Linked DNA regions of Homo sapiens: region 2 is linked to region 1. Evidence: chromatin loops called from intact Hi-C (ENCODE). Cell type or tissue: B cell. All regions are shown on one strand.

Evidence for each region. Hi-C counts contacts between places; a loop is a spot of excess contacts. Peaks named below come from ENCODE experiments on the same cell type or tissue, not always from the same donor. Only the 100,000 strongest peaks of a DNase experiment are listed, where the experiment ranks them.
Region 2: it touches region 1 in a loop (19-fold over the local background); 2 of 110 quality-filtered maps call a loop at or near these places.

The regions. Positions count from the first base shown.
Region 1 is chr15:74,693,134-74,698,133 of GRCh38, forward strand. EDC3 (enhancer of mRNA decapping 3) reads right to left here and starts at 2,891. Exons shown (of 7, transcript NM_025083.5): 1 at 2,747-2,891. RefSeq lists an enhancer at 2,851-2,940. In B cell, no CTCF peak of the experiment used is centred here; a DNase peak (open chromatin) is centred at 2,938; H3K4me3 peaks cover 1,834 bases; H3K27ac peaks cover 1,697 bases.
Region 2 is chr15:74,887,608-74,892,607 of GRCh38, forward strand. MPI (mannose phosphate isomerase) reads left to right here and starts at 2,435. Exons shown (of 8, transcript NM_002435.3): 1 at 2,435-2,482; 2 at 2,920-3,047; 3 at 3,772-3,972. The coding sequence starts at 2,467. RefSeq lists enhancers at 2,052-2,101, 2,262-2,561, 2,351-2,884, 2,682-2,761. In B cell, no CTCF peak of the experiment used is centred here; a DNase peak (open chromatin) is centred at 2,414; H3K4me3 peaks cover 1,465 bases; H3K27ac peaks cover 1,419 bases.

The DNA of each region.
Region 1 (5,000 bases):
TTCCAGGTACAAGCCTACCAGTGATGCAACCTTTCTCATTCTAGATTTTGCATTTTCCTGATACAATATACTAATGCAGGTCACATCGGTTCTTCTCACAGCCTTCTTAACCACACCACTGATTGGTGATTAAAACATCACATCTTTTTATTATAGAACTCCTGTGAGGTCACATCTCCACCCTCCCCTAATAGGTATAGTTGATTTTGTTTGGACCCAAGCGCAATTTCTCACATTTATACATGCTTCCTTCATTTCATTAAACAGCACTGAGCAAATTATATTGAGATCTTTTCCCATTCTGGCAATCACCAACCAAATGACTCTTTCTTTACTTCACAAAGGCACCAAATCCAATAAGCAAACCTTCTAGATAAGGTCTCAAATACATGAAGTATATAAAGAAAGTGATGAAACCCCAGTTTAGATCACCGGAATTCCAGCTGTAAGTAGTGTCCACAAATCAAACCTCTCCATACATAGATTTTCAAACTCATGACTCCATCTAACTACCACAATCTGGCAAATTCCTCCATCTCGCCCACTCAGTTATAGTAAGACTCAGTAAGACCAGGCGCGGTGGCTCACACCTGTAATCCCAGCACTTTGGGAGGCTGAGGTGAGTGGATCACCTGAGGTCGGGAGTTCGAGACCAGCCCGGCCAACATGGTGAAACCCCATCTCTACTGAAAATACAAAAATTAGCCAGGCGTGGTGGTGCATGCTTGTAGTCCCAGGTACTTGGGAGGCTGAGGCAGGAGAATCGCTTGAACCAGGAGGCAGAGGTTACAGTGAGCAGAAATTGCACCACTGCACTCCGTCCAACCTGGGCAATGGAGTGAGACTCCATCTCAAAAAAAAAAACAAAAACTTCATAAATGCCTTGCTAAAATTCTGACACACTATCATTATGGTCACTACACTCCTTTGAGCCACAATTTGGATGTCCTGTCCTGTTGTTCTGGCTGAATTTAGGAGAACTCTAGTAAGCCCTTCTCTGGATAAGAAAAGAAAAATGATACATCTTCCATTTTGTATTAATTACAGAATCTCACAAATGGCAAGGATTTTAAACATTTTCTAATGTTGTTTTTCTTAGACAGAGTCTTGCTATGTTGCCCAGGCTGGCCTTAAGCAATCCTCCCACCACTGCACTCGGCCCTAGTCTAATATTTTTCTTTTCTTTTCTTTTTTTGAGAAGTTTAGTTCTTGTTGCCCAGGCTGGAGTGCAGTAGCATATCTTGGCTCACTGCAACCTCTCCCTCCCAGGTTCAAGCGTTTCTCCTGCCTCAGCCTCCCAAATAGCTGGGATTATAGGCACCCACCACCACCCAGCTAAGTTTTGTATTTTTAGTACATACGGGGTTTCACCACGTTGCCCAGACTGGTCTCCAACTCCTGACCTCAGGTGATCCACCCGCCTCAGCATCCCAAAGTGCTGGGATTACTGGCGTGAGCCACAGTGCCCGGCCTTAATATTTTTCAAACTATACGTCATGACCTATTAGGGGTCAGACTCAATTTAGTGAGTTGCAACCAATATTTTTTTAGAGTGCATCTTCTGTAGAAAGGGTAAGTAAACTTTTCATTGGTGTGTGTGTGTGTGTACACACTGAGTGTGCAGGGGCACAATAAGTCATGATGTATAATATATCTAACTGTGGGTCACAGGTAAAAAATTTTGAGACACTTTTCTAGCCCCACAGCCCTATGCCAAGGAGGCTCTACCAAGAAATTGGTAATAAACAAAATGTCATGTTTTTACATCATACAGAGAAACTAGCTAAGAGGATTTTGTGCTCAGTACACGTAATCTGCCATTCATTAAAAAAAAAAAAAAAGATTAGGATCCATCTGGGTGTCCAGTTGAAATACTAAACTGCTTGGAGACAGCCATTTCTGTTTTGGTGGGGTGAAGACCTGTATTTGAGACAGCAGACTGAAATCGGTTTGGTCTGTGGCGAAGGAAGAGAAGAAAAACCATTCTGGGTCGCGAGTTCCTCACCTGTAACCACAGGAGAAGACTGTTGGCTTGGTCAGTTGATTTTCAACTAATCTCCCAATTGAAGAGTTAGGCGAAGCAATTGCTATTGGGAGATTAACTGAAAATTAACTGACCAAGCCAACAAGGACTATGCCTCCCACAAACCAAAACACTTTAACCACTCAGCAAGTCAAGTATTGATACATACAATCAATATCACACAAAGTGTACTGAAAAGAACCACAGACTTGCATCAAAGGCAGAAATGAATCCAGGGATAACTTCCTGGGATTCGAAGATGTGACCTGGTAGGTATAAATTTCTCAGGCATCCTCTTTTTCTACCCTCCAGTTCATCTCCGTCCTCAAGCTATCAGTCATGGATGTGGCACTGGCGTTCTTCTCTGCCACCGTATCTCATTATGCAAAGGGAAACTGAGGCACGAAGAACAGAGTGAGTGAGCCAAAGAACTGCAGCAGCCACCAACAAGGCTGGACTAAGGGCCCAAGCAGCTAATGCCTCACTCCCCACACAATCCCCATACTATTTAGAATCCTGCAGTCCTCAGCCTTCCACCTCAAACCAAACTCCTGGGGCCGCCCGTAGTACGTGGTCCCCTGCTCATCCGATGAAGCCCCCAGCTCTTGCCTGCCTGCCTGCCTCTATAAAGGTCTACGAGGCCTGGAACTCTGAAGCCTAAAGCAACCCCGGCAGCCCCCTCCCACGACCGTCCACAAACCAGTAGCCTCCCTTCGCTCCCACCTCCGCGCCGACGGGCCTGGAGCTCCTCCGCACACCACACCAAGCCGACCACTCAACACCAGAGGACCCACAGAAGAATTCTCTCCACGCCCACCCCCACAGCATCGGCCTTCACCACCGCCGCCGCTGCCGGAAGCGCCCCCACGTCTCCACGCCACCACCGTGAGGTCACTTCCGGCGCGACACCTTGGAATCCAGGGCCGTCAATTGAGGGGCGTGGCACCCGGGAAATTTAAGAGGTTGGAAGAACGTCCCTTCGGCCTTACAGAATTGCGCTTGGGTAGTCATTTTGCCCTCCACGCTTACTTATGTCCTGTGGCGTCTTGGCTGGAATCGGGGCTCTACCCACGACTCCCCAGCCTCGATGCCTGGGCCCCCCTCTTGCAGGCTCGATGAAAAGCACCCGCTTCCCCTCCTGTTACCCCAGCGCCAATCGCAGAGCTGGAGCGGAGGACTTTCAGGGAGGCCTGGTGACGTGACAGCCCCTCCGTGCTAAACTGCAGCTGTGGGACTTAATAAGTGCGACAACCCCCTGATGGATTAAAGAAAACAAGATATTCCTGCCGTGGTCGATCTTCAAAGCGTATCAGCTTCAGCCCTTTTGGGGGTTAAAATCAGCCAGTCCGTGCTTGACTGCTCTCCCTTCCCCCATACTCAGTACACAGGAAAGTGCCGCTCTTCTACCCCTGGCATTTTAGAGTCTTGATTTGTGGGGAGACGGGAAAGCATGCGTTTAGGGCCAAGACCGTGTAATGAGGAATATTGCACAGCCTTGAAGCCTGACACCTGGTTTGGGAACCACTACTTGGGCGAATAGCATAGAGTAGGGTAGCAGTTCCAAACCTAGCTCTACAAAATCAGTTGAAGAACTTTGTAAAATCTACACTTTCTAGGGGACTGCTTCACCCTTCCCCCTCCATCACCAGAGATTCCCTAGGTCAGAAGGGGTCCTTGTCTTTTAAAATTACTGTTATTAATGAACACTTATAGAGCAGTTTTTGGTTCAGGGCAAAACTGAACAGAAAGTACAGAGTTCCCATATATCCCCTGTACACACAGGCACATACACAACTTGTCCCCTCATGGACATCTTGTGCTACAGTGGTACATTTGGTAACAATTGATTACCCAACTTTGACACATCATTATCACCCAGAGTCCATAGTTTACATTAGAGTTTACTCTCGGTGTTGCACATTCTGTGGGTTTTGACATATATGTAATGACATGTATCCACCATTATGGTATCATACACGATAGTTTCACTGCCCTGAAAATCCTCTGTCCTCTGCCTATTTATCCTTCTCAGTCCCCTAACCACTGGCAACCACTGCTCCTTTTACTGTCTCCATAGTTTTGCCTTTTCCAGAATCCCATATAGTTGGAATCATACAGTATGCAGCCTTTTCACATCGGATTCTTTCACTTATGCACTTAAAGTTCTTCCATGTCTTTTCATGGCTTGATAGCTCATTTCTTTTTTGTGCTGAATAATAATATTCCATCGTCTGGATGTGCTGCGGTTTATCCATTCACCTACTGAAAGACATCTTGGTGGCCTCCAAGTTTGGGTAATTATGAATAAAGCCGCTATACATCATGTGCAGATTTTTGTGTAGACATGAGTTTTCAATTCATCTGGGTAAATACCAAGGAGTGCAACTGCTGGATTGGATGGTATATTTAGTTTTGGGAGAAACTACCAAACTGCCTTTCAAAGTGGCTGCATCATTTTGCATTCCCACAGCAGTGAATGAGGGTTTCTGTTGCTCCACATCCTTGTCAGCGTTTTGTGGTGTCAGTATTTTGCCGTTCAAGTAAGTGTGTAGTAGTATCTTATTGTTTTAATATGCAATTCCCTAATGACATATGATATTGAACATCTTTTCATATACTTACTTGCCATGTGTATATCTTCTTTGATGAAGTGTTCATTCAGGTATTTTGCCCATTTTTACATTGTGTTATTTTCTTGTTGTGATTTAAGAGTTCTGGGTATATTGTAGATAACAGTCCTCTATCAGATACGTCTTTTATAATATTTTCTCCTAGTCTGTGGCTTGTCTTCTCATTCTTCTTTTGAAGAGCAGAAGTTTTAAATTTTAATGAAGTCCAGCTTATCAATTATATTTTTCACAGATTATGCTATTGGTATTGCCCTAAAGTCATTGCCATTCCCAAGATCAGTTAGGTTTTCTCCTGTGTTGTCTTCCAGGAGTTTTATAGTGTTCCATTTTACATTTAGGTCTACAAT
Region 2 (5,000 bases), 190 kb after region 1:
GGAAACCACCCCCATGATCCAATCACCTCCCACCAGGTCCCTCCCTCAACATGTGGGGATTACAATTCAAGATGAGATTTGGGTGGGGACACAGAGCCAAATCATATCACTTGGGTAGTGGAGATGAGGGAAAGGAGTGGTATTCCAAAGCACGAGGTATTGAGTACGTTGTTTCATGAGTCTTTTTTTTTTTTATTTATTTTTTATTTTTTTATTGATCATTCTTGGGTGTTTCTCGCAGAGGGGGATTTGGCAGGGTCACAGGACAACAGTGGAGGGAAGGTCAGCAGATAAACAAGTGAACAAAGGTCTCTGGTCTTCCTAGGCAGAGGACCCTGCGGCCTTCCGCAGTGTTTGTGTCCCTGGGTACTTGAGATTAGGGAGTGGTGATGACTCTTAACGAGCATGCTGCCTTCAAGCGTCTGTTTAACAAAGCACATCTTGCACCGCCCTTAATCCATTAACCCTGAGTGGACACAGCACATGTTTCAGAGAGCACAGGGTTGGGGGTAAGGTCACCGATCAACAGGATCCCAAGGCAGAAGAATTTTTCTTAGTACAGAACAAAATGAAAAGTCTCCCATGTCTACCTCTTTCTACACAGACACGGCAACCATCCGATTTCTCAATCTTTCCCCCACCTTTCCCCCCTTTCTATTCCACAGAACTGCCATTGTCATCATGGCCCGTTCTCAATGAGCTGTTGGGTACACCTCCCAGACGGGGTGGTGGCCGGGCAGAGGGGCTCCTCACTTCCCAGTAGGGGCGGCCGGGCAGAGGCGCCCCTCACCTCCCGGACGGGGTGGCTGGCCGGGCGGGGGGCTGACCCCCCTACCTCCCTCCCGGACGGGGCAGCTGGCTGGGCAGAGGGGCTCCTCACTTCCCAGTAGGGGCGGCCGGGCAGAGGCGCCCCTCACCTCCCGGACGGGGCGGCTGGCCGGGCTGGGGGCTGACCCCCCCACCTCCCTCCCGGACGGGGCGGCTGGCCAGGCGGGGGGCTGTCATGAGTCTTGTATTATCCATTTTATTATTCCTTAGTGCATGGTAAAGCTTCCTTTAAAATGCAAGCTGATTTATTTGAGCCAGAGGACCCCAGGGGAGGTGAGATAGATACCCACACCTGGGCAGAGGATTACAGGGAAAACGGCACCCGCTCTTTCCCCTGGGCACATATGGTAGAGGCTGTGGGAATGAGGGTATTGCAGGGGTGATGAGGGTAGAGTCAGGACTGTAACTCCTCATTCCAGGTTCCCCGGAGCTTTGACTGTTGTGCTCCTAGCCTCAAGCAATCCTTCTGCCTCTGCCTCCTAAGGTGCTAGGATTACAGGCCTGAGCCACTGACTGTCCTCCTCCTAGGAGGCTGTTGACTGAGAAGGTCTGGATGTCAAAGCCTTTCACCACAGGATATAGCCAAGATTACTGCAGAGCCAAGGCCCAAGGCCATCCTTCCCTATGCACAGCTCTTCGTAATTCCCCTGACTTCTGTGTGTGCAACTTGTAAGCAGCTCAGCCTGGAGTAGAAGTTGGGGTTCTGACTTTCTACAGCACCTGGGACGGGAAGGATCAGAGGAGCACAGGGAGCTGACTGCCTTATAGGTGTCTCACGTCATCCCATCTGACCCTCCAACAAGCATGTCAGGCTGGCATTATTCACCCCATTCTACAAAGCTCAGAGCAGTGAAGGGCCTTGCATGTGACATTTACCATCATCATCACTAGTATGTCCCTACTCACATCACAGCAATTCTTTGCTCAAATCTGTAATTGCTGAGACTCGAAGTAAAACCCAAAGTCTTCACAATAGCAATAGCCTGCAAAGCTCTGCCCCCCTCCTCTCTTCTCTGACCTCCTCACTGCCCCTGTCTTACTCACTCTGCTCCAGCCACAGTGGCCTCCTTGCTAGCAGTTCCCTCCCCAACACGCCCGGCACAGTCCCACATTCCCGCCTTGCTCTGGCTTCCGCTGTGGCTGTTTCCTCCCCGCAGAACACTCCTGCCTTCCTCACCGCCAAGTCTGGACTCAAACCTCACCTCCTCAAGAGGCTTGCCCAGACAGCCTTTTATATTCTGCAAACTGCCTCCCACTGCCACCTGCCCCCTTACTTTTTGTGGCCTTGACCTTTCAACATACTACATGATTTGCTTACAATACTTGTCTGTCTTGCCTTCACCAGAATGTAAGCGCTCTACAAAGGCAGAGGGAAGGCTATCTTGCTCTCTGATGTATCCTCCAGCCCTTAGAACAGTCCGTGGTACTTAGCAGGTTTTCAGTACATCTGTGCCCGGCGATGGAAAGAATGAATGAATAGTGAGACCGAAGATCGCGGCCGTAAGCCTCTGGGCACGGGTGCCCCGGGGCCTGGCGGAACGCTCAGGGAACTACATTTCCCGTGAAGCTCTGGGCGCAGAGGGCCGCGGGGGCTGCCGGGAAAGGCATACGTGCTTAATCCTGGTGCAGGGGGCGAGCATGGCCGCTCCGCGAGGTGAGCCATTGGCTGGGGTGTCGGCGAGTGTGTTCGTGGAGCGCGTCCTGGGGACGACTCCCGGCATTATCGGCCAGGTTGAGTCCGCTCCTGGCATTCCGCGGAAAGATGGGTGGGTGCCGGGCAGAGGTGTGGCCACCTGCGATGGGGATTGACCTCCGAGGGGAGGGGGCCCTTCTAGACGTCGTGCCGTGGGATAGGTACCTTCTGCTCCCTCCCCGCCACCCTGCCTCAGATCAGCACAAGGTCCTTACTGCTGCCCATCTGACAGTTGGGAACATCGAGGCCTGCAGCGGAGGGGGGTCTCATCCAACAGCCTACAAAACCCTTATTTGACTCTGTCCCCAGTGAGCACCCCCAGCTCTTGCCTGGTTTCCCGGGACACTAGGGTGGGGCCTGAGGAGTGGAGTGGCAGCTGACCCTGTCTGTGCCCCTAGTATTCCCACTTTCCTGTGCGGTGCAGCAGTATGCCTGGGGGAAGATGGGTTCCAACAGCGAAGTGGCGCGGCTGTTGGCCAGCAGTGATCCACTGGCCCAGATCGCAGAGGACAAGCCTTATGCAGAGGTGAGCCCCGGGCTGTATTTCAGCCCACTTTACCCGCAGGTCAGGAGAAAGGGCCTGAGGCAAGTCATAAGAATCAGCTGGGAAGGGTGAGGCAGCAAGGAGGGAGGAGACCCACTTGGCTCTTCAGGCTAATGGACTAGATAGTGTTATCAAAAAGAAGAGAGGTTTTGTCATAATAGGCTGGGATTTCCAGCACTCTCCTTCCCCCAACCACTCTTAGCACTTAGTGAATTTTAATTCAGCCCTCTTTGACAATTAAGTTTTTTTACTTTGACTATTTTTTTGCATTTTTATTAACCTAAAATATTTCTCCTGCCTATTTAGTGGAGAAAAAGCCAAAGCATAGGAAGGCTTTCGCCTCTGCTTCTGAAACTGGAAGATGTATGTTAACCCCTGAAAGAATCATTTAAGAGTCATAGTTTTTCTGCTACCTTGACAGTGCAGATGTCATTCTCCTCTTTGGACAGACAAAGAAGATACATCTAAAGAAGGGAAATAACTAGTCCAAGTCTTCATAGATGGCTAGAGGCCGAGTCTGGACAAGGGCCTGGGTCTACTGCCTCCCTGTATGTCCATGATGGCATGAACATTTGTATCCAGACCTGGGAGGCCTTTCCCAGGACTCAGTTGCCCTGTGGGGAGCACAGCATAACGGATTGGGACAGGCCAACTCAGGGTGGCAGGTTTCTTCCCCCTTCCCCTCCCAAGTTTCCTGTCTTTCCAGTTGTGGATGGGGACTCACCCCCGAGGGGATGCCAAGATCCTTGACAACCGCATCTCACAGAAGACCCTAAGCCAGTGGATTGCTGAGAACCAGGACAGCTTGGGCTCAAAGGTCAAGGACACCTTTAATGGCAACCTGCCCTTCCTCTTCAAAGTGCTCTCAGTTGAAACACCCCTGTCCATCCAGGCACACCCTAACAAGGTAAAGGACAGAGTGCGGTGCAGAGGTCAGGGTACAGAAGGGCTTATGCTAAGGCCCTCCCGTGACTTTTACTGCCACTTTTACCCCACCCATGCCAGGCTCCTGCCCAAGGCCAAATCCAGGCTGACAACTCCCAATTTAGCTCTGCAAAGCCAGATGGTAGTGACACATGCAGCAACTAAGTCTAAGCAAACAGCTCACCGGCCTGTGCCAGGGGAGTTTCTCTAAGCTCATTCCAAGGGGCTTGTTCCTGGTCTTCCCTCATCCAACCCATGTCTATTCATATCTGCCATTTACTCATCTGCTTTCAGGAAGAGTTCAACTTGCAAGGCAGGGCAGGTACCCTCAGCCCCACCCCCATGGAGTCTCCCTACACAAGCCGGAGTCCCATCCTAAGCAACTGTGGATCAAAACTCCTTTTTTTTTTTTTCTGAGACTTGAGTCTTGCTCTGTCGCCCAGGCTGGAGTGCAGTGGCGCGATCTCGGCTCACTGCAACCTCCTCCTCCCAATTCAAGCAATTCTTCTGCTTCAGCCTCGCAAATAGCTGGGACTACAGGCACGCGCCACCACACCCAGCTAATTTTTGTATTTTTAGTAGAGATGGGGTTTCACCATGTTGGCCAGGCTGGTCTTGAACTCCTGCCCTCGTAATCCGCTCGCCTCAGCCTCCCAAAGTGCTGGGATTACAGGCGTGAGCCACCATGCCCAGCCAAAACTCCTTATTTCTAGATACACAAAGTAAGACCCAGAGAAGGGAGGGATTTACCAAAGCCACACAGCTTGTTAGTGTCAGAGCTTGGTCTGGTATTTGGGTTTCCTGATTCACAGGCCAAGCCTCTTAAAGTCTGCCCCAGCTTTTCCCTGATTTGCCCCGGGGTTGCCCCTGATTTGCCCCTGCCCTGGGTTGGCTGAGCCCCAAGTTTCTGCAACATGCTTTGACTGGGCTCCTTGCCAGAGGTAGGTAGTCACTGCCATCCTGCAACTGGGGAGGGTGGACAGCAGGGGCTAGGTGGCACTGGTGTACCTG